Regions from separate parts of the Homo sapiens genome. Here all the other regions are linked to region 4. Evidence: chromatin contacts called from ENCODE Hi-C or POLR2A ChIA-PET data. All regions are on one chromosome and are shown on one strand. The core of a region is the stretch at or near the end of the contact, and the rest is flanking DNA. Distances in the headings are between cores, read along the strand shown.

Region 1 (5,482 bases), core at 2,188-4,687, 180 kb after region 4:
CCACCTAACCCAGGACCTAGAATGGCTGGCTCTTAATACATGTCTAGATAGATAGGTTTCTGGACGAATGGAGAAAAGCAGTGCAAACTTTGCTTTCAATCAGCCATCCTGCATTCATTCTGCATCCACAGGGTGTGTAGAATTGTCTAAGGCTGTGGTTCTTTGGTTCGCCCTCAGCTGTAAATTAGAATCACCTGGGGTGCTATTAACACCAGCTGAGCAATTCCCAGCTCCAGAGTTTCTGATTCAATTGGTCTGGGGTGGGCGCTAGTCTAAAGTGGTGTCAGCTGATTTCATTTTTGCAAGACAATCTGTACCAACTAAAAGGGCTGCCAGTGAGGATCCAGAGATGTGCCATTGAGTCTACCCTCGCTGAAGACACAGCCAGTGAATATTTCAGGAGTTAATGCCATACAGGAAATAAATATTTAGCCCCAATTTGTGTTGCCTTTCTTTCCTGTCAATGCTCCAGAATATATATATATATATACACACACACATATATATATATATACACACATATATATATATATGTGTATATATATATATAGCTCTTAGTGTGGGTGGTTGGAGGGATAGGAGGCTGGTGTTTCTGTGATGGGTGTTAAATTGTTTGACCTTTCTCCAAATAGATTAACCCATTGCCTGAGTCATGTTTCTACTCTATAGGCCCATTCTTCCCTAAACCCCTCCCGCAACACACACATATAGAGAGGCCCCAAATTACCATAGCAAGCCTAGGTAACTCAGCTTCAGTGTGCCTCTTTTCCTTGGCTTCCTGAGCTCAGAGAGGTTAAGGAGCAAAGCTGTCAACCAACCTTGAAGCCATGCCTTCGGTGGCTGTCCTTGAGTACTGCAGATGCATGGATTTTCATCAACCCCTTTCTGGTTGGGGATTACCTATTCCTGGACCACCCCACCAGTAAGGAAATGCACTTTAGCATAATTGGTCCAGCTGCATCTCTGAGCAGTATTCACCACCCAGAAAATTTAATAAAGTAAGTCATGTCCTCTTCTTCTCTCTTTGGAACTTCTCTTAATTAAAATTATGCCTACTGCAAGATAAGAACAATGGAGAGGTGAGATTTGGGCAGTGGCCCATCCTGTGCATCATTTTCTCATTAAAAACTTTTAGGGAAAAGCTCAAATGTCTTCACAATTCAGAATTCATTGAAGCAATTTGGACATCTCAATCTCCTTTCCTTTGCCTTCATGGGTATCATGCAGGGAGAAGAAAAATGAGAAAAATGAATGATGAGTGAATAAACAATGCTAAATCCAAGTTAAGAAGAAGGATATTTAAACATGAAAGGCACAAGTTGTGATGAAGGAACGTGTGTAGGTGAAATTAGCCCTGACTTCCAAGTGCTTTGATCAGTCTGAGGATTGGAAAACTTCTAAGGGCATGAAATACCTGTGCCAGAGTGGCGTCCTGGAAGGGAGACAGTGATTCAACTCCAGGCTGCCTGTCAGAGATGTTCCAGTCTCTCCTCACTTGTGATGCTTCTATAGAGTTTTCACATGAGAGCAGGCTGTCACCATTTGGGAAGAGAAGGCATCCTCTTGCTGACTCCTCCTCCCTTTGATGCCTGTAGAACTTGGCCATTAAAATCTGCCTTGGGCTAAAACTCAGCAGGCAAGTTTCCAGTCAGAGAACAGCTTTGACAAATTTTAATAAAATTTAATAAAACCTAGTTCTGATTGGCAATAGAGGATTTGAGTTAGGGAAAAGTTTACCTATGTATTTAGGTAGACATGTGGGATGGCCACACTTTCACTGTGGAATGCTACATAGTAGTAACTCTGGCCTGTTGGCATTTTGTTCACAACTGCTGGTGTCTTTGATCCAAGAATCACACGGGGAATTGGGAGTTTTCTTAGGCATTGTTAAGGCATTTATAATGTCCTAGGTTTGGGTGAATTTTGTAAACTTCAGTATTGTTCTGTACCAGCTAGCTAAAGAGGTTTAAAAGCTTTAAACAAAAATAAAGGGCAAAAGGTATTTCAAAGTGTTTATTTAAAGCGAGGCATTTGGTTGAGTTTGGTTTTAAATTAATAGAATAATTGCATTGTTTGGAAACACAAAAATGCTTTCTTTTAAAAACTTAACTTTGTTATATTTATCTGCTCTAGAAGATTCTTAGTAGTTAAAGAAGGTTGGCTTACTTCTGAATATGGGTGGCATGCATACCTCTATGCCTATCATAAAGAGATGTGGTTGTGGTTGTACTTCATTCAAAAACACAGAAAAAACATCAGAGTGCCTCAAAATAATCAATCCATTCAATGCCTTTTGCCACTCTCCTTCTACATGCCTACACCACACAGGGGATCTGCAAGTGGCAATCTTGCCACTTACGATTCGTTAGGAACTATAGCTATTCACAGTGTAGCTCCATCCATTTGTCCTAAATATGGACATGTCCCATCACCTTACAGAGAATAATTGAAAGCTTCTTCTCTAACAACTTAGCCTTACCGAAAAGCTTATCAAAAAGGTTATTACATAGAGAAACAACCAGTTGGCATATGCAATAAAGACCCTCCAAGTGCTTCCTTCAGGTATGCCTTATTGATAGATGTATTTTGTCGGCAAAGACTGAAAGGTCCCCACAAAAAAGTCTCATTTGTGCCCTGTTCTCCTTAGCCCAGTTGTTCATTTCATTAAGGTCATAGAGAGACATGTTCCGAGAATGCTATGCAAATTATCTAAAATTAGTGTAAGGCTATTTTCACCCTGCCAACCCCCTACTCTACTGATGCTAAATATATATTTATATATATACATATACAAAGCAGAGACTATAAGTAGCCTAGCTCCCATGAATGCCTGCAGCCTAATACCAGTGAAGAAAATATATTTGCTAAGTATTTGTCTTTTCATCTAGAACTATTCAAATGCCATTTGATCCTTTTGGAATCCAAACGGGTATAGTAACATTAAAGTTTATTTTCTTGCTTTTTAAAGCACAAAGGAGCCAAATCTATTGTCTTGATTGATCTGTGTTTTCTTGCTGCACCAGCAGATGAATTTTATGTATTTGTGTATTTTGATTCCATCTCTCCTGGTGTCATAGATACAGGAATATACTTAATCTCTGACATGCATTGCAATGCCAGAGCAACATGGTAGTGAAAGGCTTCCAGGACAAGTTCTCCTAAAAGCTCATCCTCACAGGTTAGCTCTTCTCCTTAAAAGTGTATACTAACTCCTAAGAGAAAATTTGTTTTTAATGGTTCCTGGGTTTTGTCTCTGGGAGACTGTTTTGCATGTAAATTCCTTTGGACCAGAGTCAGGAATATCCTTTCTGTGAGCCTTTTGGGTATATTTTCATGGCAGCCAGTTCATTCTGTGTTAACTAAAGTCTATCAGTTGGTTGATTTTTTTCCATCGTATCCTGAACCAGAAACCTCAAGATCTCACGTGCCCGTTAGTCCCTGCCCAAGACCCAAGGTCAGATGATTTCCCACAGAGCCAAATATAGAGAAAACAAAACAAAACTCACTGAGCCCTACTGTAGGAGGAAGAAGAGGAGTGTTCCACTTTCAGAGCAGCTTAAACTACAGCCTGTGTTCCCACGATGCAGGGAGTATCCCTCCACATTTTGTAAATGTTCCAAAGGGCCATGCCAGGTAATATTTTGCCATCAGGATGCTCAGCTTGTGGCCTACATTAGATAATGCATAATTCATTCTCTCAGATTGCTTTTGAGCTAGTTGAGAGAGTAAGATATAGACACATAAAATGATTAGTAAATTGTTGGCAAACAAGTGCTAATACAGATGTCTGGAGACTAGTTAATGAAATGCAACAAATCTGTGTTTCTAAAACCCCTCAGTTCGTAATGATTGGTCATGCTTTCATCTACCATAAACCCAGCATCTCTAGTAATAACCCTTGCTTCCAATTTTAATTCAGCAAGCCTAGTCATGGCTAATTTCTCATTAATCTCCTAGTCAATGAGATTCTGTTACAGAGGGGCTGAATGACTTTTTAAGATAGACTAGTGGGACCCCAAAAGATACTATGAGCCAACAGTACACTCTATATTCTAGTTGTTTCGACCTAGAGATGACTATTATGACTCAATAAATCTATTATTGGAAACAAAATATTTTTTAAAGTGACTTACTGTTGTAACTAAGCAAAACCCACAAATCCAAAAGTCCTGTGGCCATGGTATCACATGCGGTGAAACGTCAGCTATAGATGTCCACCAAAAAACAGTGTAATGTTCATTTGCACAGTCAAAACAAACTTTTATTAAATGCTTATCCCATGCCAAGACCAAAGTATACAAGATAAGTGAAAAAAATGGTTAAGAAACATACAAATGAACAAATCAATAAAATGGTGTGATAATTACTATTAGCAAAAGAATCTAGAAAGTACTAACAGAGTACTTATAGTAAAATGAAAGAGTTTTATAAGGAATCAGGAAAGGCACTCCAGAGAAGGTGACATTTGATATGGGCCTTAAAAGATGAATAGGAGTTCATGAGAAGTGGCAGCACAGCATATGTTCACAAACCACTATATCTACAGTATCCAATATGAAGTTTAGAAGTATGTGAACACATAACACTTCTAAGAGGAGCAATGAGTGGCTTGGCATGGCTGGAAATAAGGACACAGGGAGATTCTGAGGTTAAGAAAAGACTGTTTTAAGACTGTGAAGGGCCTTACGTGCTCTGCGAAAGAGCAAGTATGGGACTGCTAACTGCTTTTAAGCAGGAGGACGACATGATTAGTATGTAAAAGATATACAGAAGGAAAGATACGAGGTGGGAAGGGAAGGCCAGTATTCCAATAGCCAGAGAAAGAGGTAATAAGAACCTGAATTATTTATATCTTTATTTGTTTGTTGCCTGTTTTCCATCTTGTTTCAGAGGAAACTGAAGGCAGCATCTAAGAATGCATAAAATATGAAGTGGTATAAAATAAGTGTAAAACCAAAGAAGAATGAAAAACAACGATCAAATGGCTCCATTCGAGATGGGGCACAAATGAAGAGTTAAAAATAAACGTTCTACATATTGGTTAATGATTGCCCAAGAGAAGTATAACTCACTCTTCTCGGTATTAACCCAAAACAGGAACTTCTCCTAAGTGAAAGAAAGGCTCTGGAAAGTCATGAATAACACCCTCAAAAACTTCCTTCAGCTAGCTTTGCAGATCTGATTTGGTACAGGGTTAGATTTGATCTGGATGGGCCCTTAAAATCATCCTCCCTTCATGTTGTTTCTCAGGGCTGAGCACTTGATAAAAACTGGATGGTCCAAAGCTAGAAAGGGCCTCAACTAACAAGGATCTGAAGCTACTCTGTACTCTTATTGATCACAGGTCTTTTATCTTAGTAGATGATCAATTTAGAAACAGGACCAGTATCTCATGAAAGTTGAAGCTGGCACTCCATAAAAATGGGAATCTCAAGAGAAAACCTGTCCCCACTGGAAGTGAGTCAAGGGAGAATAGACAGGT
Region 2 (5,483 bases), core at 2,364-4,863, 150 kb after region 4:
TCCTTGAGCTGTGGTGGGCTCCACCCAGTTCGAGCTTCCCAGCTGCTTTGTTTACCTAAGCAAGCCTGGGCAATGGTGGGCGCCCCTCCCCCAGCCTCGCTGCCGCCTTGCAGTTTGATCTCAGACTGCTGTGCTAGCAATCCGCGAGATTCCGTGGGCGTAGGACCCTCTGAGCCAGGTGCGGGATATAATCTCCTGGTGCACCATTTTTTAAGCCCATCAGAAAAGTGCAGTATTAGGGCGGAAGTGACCCGATTTTCCAGGTGCCGTCTGTCATCCCTTTCTTTGACTAGGAAAGGGAACTCCCTGACCCCTTGCGCCTCGTGAGTGAGGCAATGCCTCGTCCTGCTTCGGCTCACACATGGTGCGCTGCACCCACTGTCCTGCGCCCACTGTCTGGCACTCCCCAGTGAGATGAACCTGGTACCTCAGATGGAAACACAGAAATCACCCGTCTTCTGCGTCGCTCATGCTGGGAGCTGTAGACCGGAGCTGTTCCTATTTGGCCATCTTGGCTAAATCTCCAAGTATGAATTTTTATATGTTCCTTTGACTTTCCATATGTTGTGTGCTATGCAAAAATAAAGTATCTCAGATGGAAATGCAGAAATCACCCATCTTCTGCGTCACTCACGCTGGGAGCCGTAGACCAGAGCTGTTCCTGTTCGACCATCTTGGCTCCTCCCTCAGTTTTTCACTCTTGTAAATAATTCTATGGTGGAGGTCTATGTGGCTGAAGCTGTCCAGCCAAGCTCCTCACACCCTCTCAGGCCCTCCTCCAAATCCTTTGCCATGCTGCAACTGGCAGGCCCACGACCTTGGAACATGGGGTTCCTTTGTCTGAGTCCCCTCCTCTTGCTCCAGTCACCAGCTAACTCATGCTGTCTCTCAGGTCTCAGATGAAATGCAGCTTCCTCTAGGGAGTCCAGGCCTTTCCACTGTTTGTGCTTCTAGACCCTACTTTGTTCCTTCATTGCATTTAACATAATTATGATGAATTAATTGGCCATGTAATTACTTATCTAATGATGATGTTCCCTACTAGACTATTAGCTTCATGAGGGCAGTGTCTTTGACTCCATTTTTCACTATGCTATCCCCAGAACCTAGCCAGAGCACTTCGTAAGAGTTCCTAAAATCTTTTCCATAAGGTTTTCAATTTACTTTGTCTTGATCCATCAGAGGAATCACTATATATGGCAGCTATAGCCTTATGAAATAGATTTCTTAACTAATAAGGCTTGAGAGTCAAAATTTTTCCTTGATCCATGGGCTGCAGAATGGATGCTGTATTATCACAGATGAAAACAACATTCATCTCCTTGGACTTTTCCATCATAGCTGTTGGGTGACCAGGTGCATTGTCAATGAGCAGTAATATTTTGAAAGGAATCTTTATTTCTGAGCAGTAGGACTCAATAGTGGGCTTCAAATAGTCAGTAAACCATGCTGTAAACAGATGTGTCGTCATCCAGGTTTTGTTGTTCCATTTATAGAGCACAGGCAGAGTAGATTTAGTATAATTCTTAACAGTCCTAAAATTTTCGGAATGGTAAATAAGCTTTGCTTCAACTTAAAGTCACCAGCTACATTAGCCCCTAACAGGAGAGTCAACTTGTCCTTTGAAGCTTTGAAGCTAGGCATTGACTTATCCTTTGTAGCCATAACAGTCCTACTTGTCATCCTCTTCCAATCTAAGGCTATTTTGTGTACATTGAAAAGATGTTGGTAAGTGAAGCCACTTTTATTAATGATCTCAGCTAGCTCTTCTGGATAACTTCCTGCAGCTTCTATATCAGCACTTGTTGCTTCACCTTGCACATTTATGTTATGGAGGTGGCTTCTTTCCTTAAAACCTCATGAACCAACCTCTGCTGGCTTCCAACTCTTCTTCTGCAGCTTTCTTACCTCTCTCAGCCTTTGCAGAATTAAAGAGAGTTAGGACATTGCTCTGGATTAGGCTTTGGTTTAAGGAAATGTTGGGGCTGGTCTGATCTTCTATCCAGAGCATTAAAACTTTGTCCATATCAGCGATAAGGATGTCTTGCTTTCTTATCACTGAAATGTTCACTAGAGAAGAACTTTTAATTTCCTCCAAGAACTTTTCATTTGCATTGGTGACCTGGCTAACTGGCACAAGAGGCCTAGCTTTTTGTTTATCTTGGTTTTCAACATGCCTTCCTCACTAAGCTTAATCATTTCTAGCTTTTGATTTCAAGTGAGAGACACACATTTCCTTTCACTTCAACACTCAGAGGCTATTATATGGCTAGTAATTAGCCAAATTTCAATATTTTTGTGTTTCAGGAAATAGGGAGGCCCAAAGAGAGAAAGATAGGTAGGAAAACTGCCAGTCAGTGGAGCAGTCAGAACACGCACCATATTTATCGATTAAGTTCACCATTTTATATGGGCATGATTTGCAGTGATCCAAAGCACTTATAATAGTAACATAGTGATATAAAAGATCACTGATCACAGATCACCATAACATATAATAATAATAATGAAAAGTTTGAAGTGTTGTGAGAATTACCAAAATGTGACACAGAGACATGAAGTGAGCTCATGTAGTTGGAAAAAAATGATGCCAGTAGGCTTGCTTGTTGCAGGGTTGCCACAAATCTCCAATTTGTTAAAAAACACAATATCTATAAAGCACAGTAAGGCAAAGTGCAATAAAACAGGGTATGCCTGCATGTGAATCAGAGGTAGAAGATACTTGGCCGGTTGCAGTAGCTCACGCCTGTAATCCCAGCACTTTGGGAGGCCAAGGTGGGCAGATCACTTGAGGACAGGAGTTGCAGACCAGCCTGGAAAATGTGGTGAAACTTTGTCTCTACTAAAAATACAAAACTTAGCCAGGCATGGGTGGTGCAAACCTGTAATCCAAGCTACTCGGGAGACTGAGGTAGAATCACTCGAACCCAGAAGGTGGAGGTTGCAATAAGCCGAGATCGCACCAGTGCACTCCAGCCTGGGCAACACAGCGATACTGTCTCAAAAAACCCTAAAAAGCAAAACCAAAAACAAACAAAAAATAAGAGATGAAGATTCTATTTCCAAGGTTGCCGCAAACTTTGTGATCTTGGGCACAGAGAAGCTGTGAATTCTAAAGTCCCTTTGAATTCTAAATTCTGCAACTCTGTGCATTGGGCAGTGGACAGAATGTGAACTTTGACATCAGAAAAACCTACTTTCAAAAATGTGCCTCACTGCTTTCTAGCTGATGGGTCTTATAGTTAAACTTTCTGATTTTAATTTCCTCATCAATAAAATTGGGCTAATAATATCTTCCTTGCTGTATTAGTATGAGAATTAATGCTAACACGTTGGACAATTCTTGGCATCAATTAAGGACAGCACTGGTGGTTCCCATGCTGGCCCTGCTGGTGGCCCAGCAGCAACTTCCTTCCATTGCCCATGTAAGCCAGTCTCACTATAGGAAATCTACACACACATTCACCACCAAGTAATGCCTCAGACACCCTCACACTCTTGAACTTTCCTATGACTATGATACATGCTTTTCAATCTATCTTAAGGTGACCTTCACTTGCACGGAAAGTCTGAAAATGTACAGTCAGAGTTGCGTAACTGTGAGGTTGGCCTATAAAGGAAGGAGCTTTTCTCTTCTTCCTTTAATTTTTTTTTTTTCATTCACTTGAGGCATTCCCCTTGTGGGCGTGTGATCTCCCCAATGGCAGCAATAGCTCAGGCAGCCACAACCACAGCCCTCAGCCCGCTGCAAGTGAGAGCGCAGAGCACCTGGCCTCCTACAGCCCGGAGCTCCAGCAGTTCCATCTGCTGGCCGCCAGAGCAAAGGCTCAAGGACCTCTAGGCTTGCCCTGAACAATGCACAGGGGGCAGCTGTCACTCCCTGGAGCAAACTTACTCTGGGGGAACCTCTGGTCAAATTCCAACAGTTGAGAATTCCAGAGATGCCAGGAGAGCCGAAGCAGTCAAATGACCCTCCACTCATCAGCACACACACTTATCTGTGGTCCAGGTAGGAAAGTGAAATGTTATCATCTGAGTGCACATCATGACACAGGAACCAGAAGACCATTTCAGAAATAGATTGATTCAGTCTTGTTACTCTGTGCATATACATATAAAACAAGAGCCACAGAAACAGGCTGCTTTCTGCCTGGTAGTCTTTAACTCTGGTCACACTTTAACATCACCAGGAAAGAAAAATAGGCAAAAAGACATGGTCAAATCTTACAATAGCCAACCCTTACATCAAGTTTACCCTGTGTCAGGCACTATGTAAGTACTTAGACTGCAAAACCCCAAAGAGTAGCTAATGACACTATCCTCATGTTACACATGAGAAATGGGAGTACTGAAGGGTTAAATAACTTGCTCAAGATCACATAGCTCATGAGGGGCAAAGACAGAGTTTGAATCCACCTAACAGTCTGATTTCAGACATCAAGCTCTAAACCACTGTGTTTCACAAAAGAAAAATTACAAAGAACTGAAAAACATATGAAAAGATGCTTAACCTCACCAGGGACCAAGAGAAGGCGTGGCAAAAAAAGACATGCTCAAATACTTGTAGAGTGTACATCAGCCCTTTTAGAAAGGTGATTTGTGAGTGTCTACCAAATGTAAACTATGAATTCGCCCTGGTCCAGGATTCCACTTCCAGTAATCTATGCTGCTGGAATACTCAAAAGCTTTGTGTACAAGGATGCCCACAGATGGCAATATCTTTGCAAAACCCTCTAGCCATCTCTGTATGTGACTCATGGTAAAGTACCTGGCTCTTCTTAGGTGCTCCAGAACTGCTTGCAAGAATATGCAACCAATAAATATTTATTTATCTAAATAATGATGTGTTGTCCAAGTACTTCAGTAATGCTACTAACAATTCAATAGTGAAAGTGTGATCACACCAAGCTTGGCAAAACTAAAAGGAACCACAAAAAGGCTCTTCTGTTCCAGGCTCTGTGGGGGAGGAAGATGGCCCCACTTGCTGCATTATCTGGGTCCCCCACTGGGGGGTCTGATGGAGTGCAGCCAATGGATGACACCAGCAGATGAGAGGGTAGGAGTGAGAGATGGAGTGTTCAGTCTCTGAAGCCCTTGAGTGTGCCATCTTTATTTGCCAAGACCCTAAGTCATTTGGTCTCATACTTTCATCCAGTGTACATCTGTGGAGGACCTATGGGGGTTACAAGCATGAGGAAGTCAGTCCCTTCCACCTGTCAGCTCAGGGGAGCAGCTATTCCATGGGCCCATGCAGGACCTTTTCTTTCAAATTCAGTGGGGGCTTTGCTCTTTCCTAAGTGACAATGAATTCAGATGGCAACACTTGGTTAACTTAGTTTTTGTTCAGGTGTCTGTCTCAGATAAATCTAAACCCAGTTAAAACCTCTCTATCTCTAGAAATCTCTTAAGAACTTCATCTCACAGGGCAAGTGCAGTGAGTTCAAAGAGGCTAAGGGGGAGTGAAGTGGAAGCAAACCTGCTTC
Region 3 (5,565 bases), core at 2,259-4,758, 150 kb before region 4:
TATCACATATGTGATATATATCATGTGATATATATCATATATATCACATATGTGATATATATCATGTGATATATATCATATATATCACATATGATATATATCATATGTGATATATATCATATATATCATATATATCACATATATATCATATATATCATATATATCACATATATTATATATCATCTATATGATATATCACATATATATCATATATATCATATATATCATATATATCATATATATATCATATATATGATATATCACATATATATCATATATATCATATATATCATATATATATCATATATCATATACATGATATATATATGATATATATATCATATATATATCATATATATCACGTATATGATATATATATCATATATATCATGTATATGATATATATATCATATATCTCATATATATATCATATATATGATATATATCTCATATCTATCATATATATGATATATATCTCATATATCTATCATATATATGATATATATCTCATATATCTATCATATATATATGCCTTGTTCTCATTCCACTAGTTGTAAGTGCCTGGAGGGCAGAGTAAAACAGCATAATGTGGCATAGAAAAACATCAGTGTTTGAAGACATGAACTCTAACCCTGATTTTATTCTTTATTACCTATATGACTTTAGGCAAGTCACTTTACTTCCTAGAACTTTATTTTCTTCATCAAAAACTGGAAAGCCAATGAGTACAGTGGTTAAAAGCCCAGGGTTTGCCATCCTGGCTGTAATGTGTTCTAGGTTTGTGATCTTGAGAAAGTTACTTAACTTCTTTGGGCCTGTTTCCTCCTATGTAGAAAGGGGATTTATTTCTTCAGCATTCATTCTTTTAACAAATATTTTTTGAGCACTTTGATCAGCACTGTGCTAAGTCCTGGGAATATACTGGAGAGTAAGACAGACAAGGACCCTGACTCACATAGCTTACAACTTAACAGTGGACATAAATATTAAACAGACAACTACATCCATAACCCAGCACATAGAATTATTGTGACAAATCCTGTCATAATAAATTTTCCTAGTACGCACTAACCTTGTCCAGGAGTGTCAGGGAAGACCTCCTCAGAGAGGGCATACTTGGGATGAGCTCTGAGGGATGAGTAGGCATTACCAGATAAAGAGGCCCTAGAGACGGGAAAAAGCAGGGCTCTTAAGTAAAGGGATGCCAAGGTGGCTAGAACTGAGTGTACAAGGTCCTCCCTACCTCACAGGTGTTCAAAGATTAAATGAGGTAATTGGTGGTATACACAAGTGACACTTTGAGAACCACTTAAGGTCCTAAATGCCTGTTGACCAAGTTGAATTTCCCACAATACTCAGCTTTAGGCCCTGCACAGAATAACCTCTCCATAATTATTTGATAATATTTTATATTTTTAGGGTGAGAAAAGGACTTTGAAAATCTCCATCCTCTCATTTAACAGGGGAGGAACTTAGGACCAAAAAAGAAGTAGCAGCTGTCTAAGAAATGGGAGGAGCTGGCTGGGCGCGGTAGCTCACGCCTGTGATCCCAGCACTTTGGGAGGCCGAGGCCGGTAGATCACCTGAGGTCAGGAGTTCAAGACCAGCCTGGCCAACACGGCAAAACCCCGTCTCTACTGAAAATACAAAAATTGGCCGGGTGGTGGCAGGGACCTGTAATCCCAGCTACTAGGGAGGCTGAGGCAGGAGAATCGCTTGAACCCAAGAGGCAGAGGTTGCAGTGAGCTGATATCGCGCCACTACAGCCTGGGAGACAGAGTGAGACTCCGTCTCAAAAAAAAAAAAAAAAAAAAAAAAGGGGCGGGGGGGAAGGGAGGACCAGAGCATGCTTTTGTTATGTTTTGCCATGAAGGCAGTGGGTGTAAGAGGTTAACCTGCAGGCACCTCACAAGATGACGGAGATAACTTGGCACTCCAATGAGTGTATCTTTCAGACTTTAAGATTTTGTACTAAATAAATTGATTCTTGGAATAGTCTTGAGAGCGAGTCAAAAAGTAACTTCAATGAGATATAATATTTTCAAAGCAAACACACCCCAGCACAATAGCCTATCTCCATTTACGTAGAAGTTAGTACATATTAATTCCTCTTCTCCTTCCTGCTTTTTAAATGTGTGTAGGCCCCTTTTTTATGGAATTAATAATAATTATAAATGAAGTAGCAACAACGATAACAGCTGACTTTATCAGTGTGTGTCCCTGTCAGGCAGGGTTTTTACCTCCATCATCATAGCACATTCGATCCACCGCTATATTAAGAGGTAGGTCTTGATTATCTTCATTTCATAGATGAGGAATTGAAGGAACAGAAAAGTCTAGTTACTTGACCCAGGCCCTAGAACCAGGATTTGAATCAAGTCTGATGCCAGAGCTTGGGATCTTCATTGCATTTGATGTGATAATTCATTTGTGAAAAAACAAAGCAATTCATTTGTTTTCATTTGTCAAAAACAAAACAAAATTTCAACTAAGATAACTGTTGAGCTCTTTACCGTTAAAATAAAATCGGGTGTTGAAATGAGTAACAGCAAGCCTTGAGAAAAGACACCCTGAGAAGTCAAGAGGATGCATTAACTGTCTACAGATGAACAGAATCTCTTCTCTTCTTTGAACAAGAAAACCCAGCAGTAACTTTTATCTAGGTTTCACATTTCAGGAGTTACAGTAGGGGTAAACCAAAACAGGTTAAAAAAAAAAAAAAAAAAAAAAAAAAGCAAAAGCCCAGCAAGCTGAGACATCAGAGTCCTTCAGAAGGAATGATTTGCCGTCTTCTCTTCAGGACATCCCCTCTTTAGGAGGACAAATTTTTTCTCCAGGGAAAGGGGCGTCCGCCTCAGAAATGGGGGTGTAGGTGAGGGATCTTGTTGCTTTAACTGTTTGTTCATTAATCCCTGCACTTTACTAGATTTAGTTCTGCCTGTTAACGTAGCCTCAGGACACTTGGCTAGGAAGGCTGGAGTGTACTCTCTGGGTTAGTTATTTTGGGACATTCTCGCCCTGCTGCTTGGGATGAAGAGGTCCTAATTAAATACCCGGACCTTCCAACGGGTAGATTTTCAAAGAAGATGCCCAGCTATGCTGCATCCTCATCCACACTCTCCCGCTCCCCCCAAACTAGTGCAAAAAAGCTTGCCAGGGCCTGCAGAAAGCGCCGCGACTGCGAGGCTGACACGCGTCTTTCCTTCCCTCCCCCGGGGAATGATCCCAGCATCTCTCGCAGTGATGTCAGTGTAATCCTGAGTCGGATCGGGCTCCCGGCTGGGTGGCGGGGGGGCAGATGATGCTCCCGCCAGCTGGGCAGAGCAAGGGTGTTCCCCGCGGAGGTGGCAGCCCTGGGCCGCGGCGTTCCGGAACCCCCGCACCCACGGCGCGGTGCCCCACGGTGCCCGCGAGCGCCGCCCCCGCTGGCTAGCCGCGCCTCGCTCCGCCCTGGACGCCGCCGGTCCCGGCGCGGAGGTGCGGCGGGGAGTGGGAGCCGGCCCGGCTCAGTCTGATTTACGGCTCTGCTGAAAACCGCTTCGCTCCCGCAGCATCAGCACCGGAGGCGGCGGCTGCAGCAGCAGCAGCAACAAGTCGGGTAAGAGGCGGCCGCCGGCCATCTGCGCCCGCGGCTCGGCGGAGGGGACCTGCCGGGGTGGCCGGGGCTGGGGAGGGGGTCCCCGAGCCCGCAGCATGGCGGGGAGTTGGGAGAGCCGGCTTCCCGGCCCCCACCAGCAGGAACTCATGTGCACACGAATCCACTCTGGCACCCGTGGGCTGGCACGCAGCGGAGAGGGGGCGGGGAGAGCTGGGACCCCGGGGCAGGGTCATTGCCAGCCTGCCCTTCTCTGGCAGAGTCACTTAGGGCTCTTCATCAGCCCAGTGGACTGGGTTTCCTCTGGGCCCATAAAAGCCTGCGTGCTCTGGAGTGTGTGATTACCCATTTCCCCATCCAAAATGCCACCCTTTTCCCATTGCCCCCTTAGAATCCTGACTTCCCCTTTCCTTACCTCTTGTCAGCGTCTTTGGCCCTATGCTGAGCCAGGGTTTGCATCTCGTTCCCAGAAAACCAGTGGTTAAACATCCCGGTGTACCCATCACAGGAAGAGGTTCCCCTCTCTGGGGGCCGGGGGCTTCACCTAGAAGCCTTGCCTGCCTCGCTGCCTGGGGACCATTTGCACCTCTGCTTTTGAAGAGGTTGAGGACACTTTTCACCCAAAGACCCCAGCTGGGCTCCCTCATTTCGGGTCCAATGCTTGTTACATTTAAGTAGAAACCTTTCATGGAGGAATAGAAGATATGCACTGCTTGCAGAATTGGGTTGCCAACAGTCATCTGTTGCTAGGGTGAAGATAATGCATTCCTACAAGGAAACCAGAACTTCCTGTTATTAAGAGAGTATGCTGATACCTACCTGGTTCACACACTGACCATCCCTAGAGGTTGTCATATAAAATAGCATCTGAGACAAGACAAATCCGTCCAGAACACTCTATTATAATAAAAATCTTGGCCATGGCCCCACTTATGCCAAATGGTATTTGACACATTGGGTCCCCAGGTTTCAGTGAAACTCACGTATGGGGTCTGTTATTGTTACGATTAGCACTTTGGTTTATGTCATCACAGCAATACCTGAAGGAAAAAAAGGCAAAAATTTCAGGGTGAAAAATTTTCAGCTGATTGCAGGCTTAATGCCACTGTGCATAGCTTGAGTAATCTTTCCTGTACTTGAGGATAGGTCCTGAGCTTGCTGTCTTAGGACCCATTTTGACAATTCATGTGAGTTTTCATATGTTCTTGTGTTCACGCATCTCGGATTGTATCCTTAAAATGGGGCACGGTTTTGCATTTAGTGTGCCAAATTCAGGAGGGGAGGAAACTTGAATTCCACTTCTGGATCTACCACTTTCCATCTGACCTTGGATTAATGGCTTTACTTCCTTGCTTCAGTGTTCTCTTCTGTGGAGAGGGAATGTTACCCACCTTTTTGATTCTAGGTAGGAGTTGGCAAACTTTTTCTGTAAAGGTAGTAAATATTTTAGCTTTTAGGAGCATAGAGTCTCTGTCTCAGTTACTCACCACTGCCATTGTGGTTTACAATAAATAATACAGAAATTGATACGGCAGCAGTAAATAATGCAGAAATTGATGTGGATGGATTTGGCCCATGGGCTGTAGGTTTTAAGTGCAACATAAAATATTATGTGCAAAAGTCACTTGAAACCAAAAAGCCTCTGCTGTCATGGAGATGAGCAGCAATCATTTTAGTAGTGTGTTTTTCAGCCGACTTGTAAACTACCTATTTCCCCCCTCCCAGGACTTTTAGAGTAATGCAACAGAAGGCTTTTGAGGAAAGCAGATATCCCTGGCAGGAGTCCTTTGAGAATGTTGCTGTGTGCCTGCCATTACGCTGCCCGAGGTGTGGAGACCATACCAGATTTAGAAGCTTGTCATCCTTGAGGGCCCATCTGGAGTTCAGTCACAGCTACGAAGAAAGAACCCTCTTGACAAAATGCAGTCTCTTTCCATCCCTCAAAGACACAGACCTAGTCACTTCCTCAG
Region 4 (5,248 bases), core at 1,254-3,753:
TTACAGGTGCATGCCACCATACCAGCTAATTTTTGTATTTTTGCAGAGACAGGGTTTCACCATGTTGGCCAGGCTGGTCTTGAACTCCTGACCTCAGGTGATCCTCCTGCCTCAGCCTCCCAACGTGCTAGGATTACAGGCATGAGCCACTGTGTCCAGCTCCTTTTTGTCTTTTTTAACTGCTGTTGCTTTACAGTTTGTTTTGTCTGACAAAAGAATAGCTACCCCTGCTTGTTTTTGGTGCCCATTTGCATGGAATATCTTGTTCTACCCCTTTACCTTAAGTTTATGTGAGTCCTTGTGTGTTATTTGAGTCTCTTGAAGACAGCAGATACTTAGTTGGTGTATTCTTATCCATTCTGCCATTCTGTATCTTTTAAGTAGAGCATTTAGGCCATTTACATTCAATGTTAATATTGAGATGTGAGATACTATTCTATCCATTGTGCTATTTGTTGCCTCAATACCTTGTTTTCTAAAATTTATTTATTATGTTTTTGCTTTATAGGTGCTGTGAGATTTATGCTTTAAGGAGGTTATATTTTGGTGTAGTTTGAGGATTTGTTTCAAGATTTAGAGCTCCTTTTAGCAGTTCTTGTAGTGCAGGCTTTATAGTGGTGAATTCTCTTAGTATTTGTTTGTCTAAAAAAAAACCTGTATCTTTTCTTCATTTATGAAGCTTAGTTTCACTGGTTACAAAATTCTTAGCTGATAATTGTTTTGTTTAAGGAGGCTAGAGATAGGGCCCCAATCCCTTCTAGCTTGTAGGGTTTCTGCTGAGAAATCTGCTGTTAATCTCATATGTTTTCCTTTATAGGTTACCTGGTGTTTTTGCCTCACAGCTCTTAAGATTTATTTCCTTCATCTTGACTTCAGATAACCTGATGACTATGTGCCTAGGCAATGATCTTTTTGTGATAAATTTCCCAGGTGTTTTTTTGAGCTTCTTGTATTTGGATGTCTAGGTCTCTGGCAAGGCTAGGAAAGTTTGCCTTGATTTTTCCCTCAAATATGTTTTCCAAACTTGTTAGATTTCTTCTTTCTAAGGAACACAAATTATTTTTAGGTTTAGTTACATAGTCCCAAACTTCTTGGAGGCTTTGTTCATTTTTTAAAAAATTCTATTTTCTTTGTCTTTGTTGGATTGGGTTAATTTGAAAACCTGTTTTTGAGCTCTGAAGTTCTTTCTTCTGCTTGTTCGATTCTGTTGCTGAGACTTCCCAGTGTATTTTGCATTTCTCTAAGTATGTCCTTCATTTCCAAAAATTGTGATTGTTTTCTATTTATGCTATTTCACCGAAGATTTTTCCCTTCTGTATTAGTCCATTTTCATACTGCTACGAAGAAATACCCAAGACTTGGTAATTTATAAAGAAAAAGAGGTTTTATGGACTCACAGTTCCACATGGCTGGGGAGGCCTCACAATCATGGCAGAAGGCAAAGGAAGAGCAAAGGCACATCTTACATGGCTGCAAGAAAGCATGTGCAGGGGAATTGCCCTTAATAAGACCATCAGATCTCATGAGACTTATTCACTATCATGAGAACAGCATGGGAAAAACTCTGCTCCCATGATTCAATTACCTCCCACTGTGTCCCTCCCATGACACATAGGGATTATGGGAGCTACAATTCAAGATGAGATTTGGGTGGGGACACAGCCAAACCATATCACCTTCATTTCCTGTATCATTGTTTTGGTTTCATTAAGTTGGACTTCATCTTTCTCTGGTGTCTCCTTAATTTGCTTAATAATCGACCTTCTGAATTTTTTTTCTGGCAATTCAGAGACTTCTTCTTGGTTTGGATCCATTGCTGGTGAGCTAGTGTGATCTTTTGGAGGTGTTAAAGAAACATGTTTTGTCATTTTACCAAAACTGTTTTTCTGATTCCTTCTCATTTGGACAGACTATGTCAGAGGGAAGATCTGGGACTCAAGAGCTGCTGTTCAGATTCTTTGTCCCAAGGGGTGCTCCCTTGATGTAGTGCTCTCCCCTTCCCCTAAGGATGTGGCTTCCTGAGAGCCAAACTGCAGTTATTTCTCTTCTGGATGTAGCCACTCAGTGGAGCTACTGGGTTCTGGGCTGGTACTGGGGAGTGTCTGACCAAAGTCCTGTGATGTGAACCATTTTCATGTCTACCATCTTCAGGTGTCTCAGTCTTGGATACCAGCACCTGTTTTGGTGGAGTTGGCAGGGGAGTGAAATGGATTCTGTGAGGGTCCTTAGTTGTAGTTTTGTCTATTGCACTAGTTTTGTATTTGTTGGCCTCCAGCCAGGAGGTGGCACTTTCAGGGGAGCATCAGTTGCCATAGTATAGGGAGGATCAAGGCAGTGGGTGGAGCCCTAGAGCTCCGAAGAGATTATGTCCTTTGTCTTTGGCTACAAGGGTGGGTAGAGAAAGACCATCAGGTCGGGGCAGGGTTAGGCCTGTCTGAGCTCAGGCTCTCCTTGGGTGGGGCTTGCTGCAGCTGCTGTGGGGTATGGGGATGTGGTTCTCAGGCCAGTGAAGTTATGTTCCCAGGGGGATTGTAGCTGCCTCTGATGTGTCATGCAGGTCACCAGGGAAGTCGGGGAAAGCTGGCAGTTACAGGCTTCACCTAGCTCCCATGCAGCCCAAGAGGCTGGTCTCACTCCCACCATGCCCCCACCAACAGCACTGAGTTTATTTCCAGGCAGCCAGTGAGCAGGGCTGAGAACTTGCCACAGGCTACTAGCCTTTTAGCTGAGAAAGCAAGCAGGGCTTTCAGGTCTTGTGCCTCCCTGCCTGCTGCGGCTTCTGTGCTGTGTATCCACTCCCGATTCACCTCCTCCCCCAGTTTCTATCGAGGAAATTTGTGTTCAGTTGAAATTGTTACAAAGTTCAGCTGGAAGTTTCTTTCTCCCTGTGGTCTTTTCCCAGTTCCTCTGGCAGCCCTTCCCAAGGATCTCTGTGAGACTAAGTCAGAAATGGCTTCCCTGGGGACCGAGAGAGCCCACAGGGCTCTTCCCACTACTTCTACCCTTGTATTTTGCTTAGCTCTCTAAATTTGTCTCAACTCTAGGTAAGATCAAATCCTTCTCCCATTATCTGGACCTTCAGTTTCCCCCGTGAAGGTGTGTGTTCAAGGGCAGACAATCCCCCTTTCACACTTTGGGCACTCACATTTTTTCAACCATCTTCTGGGGCCTGCAGGAGCAATCTGCTTCCTTCAAAGGGTCTGTGGATTCTCTAGGCTTTCCGGGTATGTTCCTGCAGTAGTTCTTGGAGTAAAAGTTTACAATGTGCATCTCCACAAGCTGCTCTGTCCATCTGAGTGGGAGCTGGAAGTTAGTCCTGCCTTCTATCCACCATTTTCCTGCTGTTCAAATAAATGCCTTTTCTTTATAAATTACCCGGTTTCAGGTATTTTGTTATAAGCAACAGAAAACAGACTAAGACAGACAGCTTTAACCATTACCAAGTTCTTCCTGCCATTAAGCTAAACTGATTCCTTGTAATGTCTTTCCTTTAGTTCTATTTGTGTCTGCTTGCTTATAATACATTTAGTGTTTCTTCTATTAAACAGTCCTTTAGCTATTTGAAGACAACTATGCTGTTTCCAGCCCTACTCTAGCCTCACTCCTAAACTTTCTCTTCTCTCGAATATTCAAAACCAGTTCCTCATACTGAACTTTAACAAAGATCAAGGTTCTGTTTGAGGCAGAAAAAAAAAAAAAAAGAACTGAAACAGTGACTCTTTTTTGTTTGACCACATCCTCTTGTTTATCTTGAAAATCAAGGTGGATAGACTATGAATGTGAGATGAAAAAAGCCAAAGAGGCTCTCTGTGTTACTATGATGACTACTCTGATCTGAGCCACTATTACTTCTTTCCTAGACTACTGCAATGTATTTCTAACTAATTACTAATTGCTATCTCTGACCTGTGTCCCTATCGTGAAGGTAAGAGTACTGACACACAGAGTCTCAATAGGTAATTTACTCAAGATAATGTCACATGTAAAAGAATTGACTCCAAGACTGTTTTCATCTATAGCCTGTAACAGAACTAATGATGGCCAATGAAATTATCACTTGGGTCTTGAATTTAATCTAGATGAGATGAAAATAGTGGCACTTTTGAAAATAATTTTAAAAGCATACTTAAGAGTTCTGGTTCCAAGGAAGATGGAGTAAGCACACTCCACCCCATCTCTCCTACTGAAGGCAGTTATAAATTCTGGACTGAATGCAAGGACCAGCTACTATGTGAAGTCTCTGAAAAATAAATGGTAGCATCCAGGTTGAGGAATAAGACTTGAATTCAAAGTCTGGTCAAATCATTTGTGAATTTACCGTGTTTTCCCTCCAGTATTACCTAGCCTAGACATGAAGGCAGCCTGCTATGGTTTGGATATTTGACCCCTCCAAACCTTATGTTGAAATTTGATTTCCAGTGTTGGAAGTAGGGCCTGATAGGAGGCATTTGAGTCATGGGGGCAGATCCCTCATGAATAGATTAATGTCTTCCCTGTGTAGACGGGTGAGTGACTTCTCAGTCTAATAATTTTCAGGAGAGCTGGTGGTTTAAAAGAGCCTGACATCCCTACCTCTTGCTTCTGCTCTCGCCATGTGATCTTTGCACACATCATTCACTTTGCCTTCTGCTCTAAGTGGAAGCAGCCTGAGACTTTTGCCAGATGCCCAACCTCCCAGCCAGCAGAATCATGAGCCAAATAAACTTTTTTTAAAAATAAATCACTCCATCTCAGACATTCCTTTATAGCAACACAAATAGACTAAGACACAGCCCAGCATCTGAAAGTGCACACTGGCTGCTGTCAGAAAGAGATTCAAGAGAAACTCTTCTGCTTTAAAGGACAAAGAAAGGGGGATGCATAGGGTAGAAAACAGTGGAGAATACTTTGGTATTTTTCCTTTTTCTACTACCCCAACCCCCAGGCATTATGGAAGTGGCAATTGTACAGTGATGACAGTGGTAGCTGAATAGATGCCTAAAATTCTGAAAGAGGGGAACCTTCCCCTGACCAGATGAGTATGGATCTAAGAGCATGGTGTGAATTCCCGTTGCTTTTTTTTTTTTTCTTCTCTGTCTTCATCACTTGACCTGGGACACAGATATTGTCACAAGAAGTGCCTTGCCGAGTAGAAAAAATAAAGCTTCAACTTCCTAGCTGGAGGCCCATGAAGGAGGTGCCAGGAAGCTAAAACATATCAATGAGATCACAGAGAGGTGGGAAGTCGAAAAGGCAATTCTATATTATT

The links. Hi-C counts contacts between places; a loop is a spot of excess contacts on that map. ChIA-PET counts read pairs that join two places held with the same protein, here RNA polymerase II (POLR2A). Pooled maps may share reads with other maps.
Region 1: a map with no recorded cell type shows a loop between it and region 4 (7-fold over the local background). The contact joins two enhancer-like sites. A Hi-C loop is called at or near these places in 2 of 37 single-sample maps with no recorded cell type and 3 of 50 pooled maps. POLR2A ChIA-PET finds 5 or more read pairs at or near these places in 2 of 52 experiments (GM12878 and common myeloid progenitor, CD34-positive).
Region 2: a pooled map shows a loop between it and region 4 (11-fold over the local background). The contact joins two enhancer-like sites. A Hi-C loop is called at or near these places in 5 of 37 single-sample maps with no recorded cell type and 11 of 50 pooled maps. POLR2A ChIA-PET finds 5 or more read pairs at or near these places in 3 of 52 experiments (GM12878, activated B cell and naive thymus-derived CD8-positive, alpha-beta T cell).
Region 3: a pooled map shows a loop between it and region 4 (2.5-fold over the local background). The contact joins the promoter of ZNF365 here to the enhancer-like site in region 4. A Hi-C loop is called at or near these places in 5 of 50 pooled maps. POLR2A ChIA-PET finds 5 or more read pairs at or near these places in 2 of 52 experiments (activated CD8-positive, alpha-beta memory T cell and activated T-cell).

Annotation. Positions count from the first base shown.
Region 1 is chr10:62,705,299-62,710,780 of GRCh38, forward strand. No RefSeq gene overlaps it. Among named protein-coding and RNA genes, the nearest start is that of ADO, 97 kb to the right of the region's middle. Within about 2 kb of position 3,438, at least 2 of the 41 ENCODE cell types and tissues checked have a DNase peak (open chromatin) inside an H3K27ac peak, as active enhancers do; they include GM12878, where a contact is called at or near this core.
Region 2 is chr10:62,677,843-62,683,325 of GRCh38, forward strand. No RefSeq gene overlaps it. Among named protein-coding and RNA genes, the nearest start is that of ADO, 120 kb to the right of the region's middle. RefSeq lists enhancers at 1-480, 3,543-3,722. Within about 2 kb of position 3,614, at least 4 of the 41 ENCODE cell types and tissues checked have a DNase peak (open chromatin) inside an H3K27ac peak, as active enhancers do; they include GM12878, where a contact is called at or near this core.
Region 3 is chr10:62,370,861-62,376,425 of GRCh38, forward strand. It overlaps ZNF365 (zinc finger protein 365), which reads left to right and starts at 3,509. Exons shown (of 5, transcript NM_014951.3): 1 at 3,509-3,598; 2 at 5,321-5,565. The coding sequence starts at 5,334. It overlaps LOC283045 (a long non-coding RNA gene), which reads right to left and starts at 4,267. Exons shown (of 4, transcript NR_104162.1): 1 at 4,011-4,267.
Region 4 is chr10:62,524,953-62,530,200 of GRCh38, forward strand. No RefSeq gene overlaps it. Among named protein-coding and RNA genes, the nearest start is that of ZNF365, 150 kb to the left of the region's middle. RefSeq lists an enhancer at 2,379-2,598. Within about 2 kb of position 2,504, at least 5 of the 41 ENCODE cell types and tissues checked have a DNase peak (open chromatin) inside an H3K27ac peak, as active enhancers do; they include GM12878, where a contact is called at or near this core.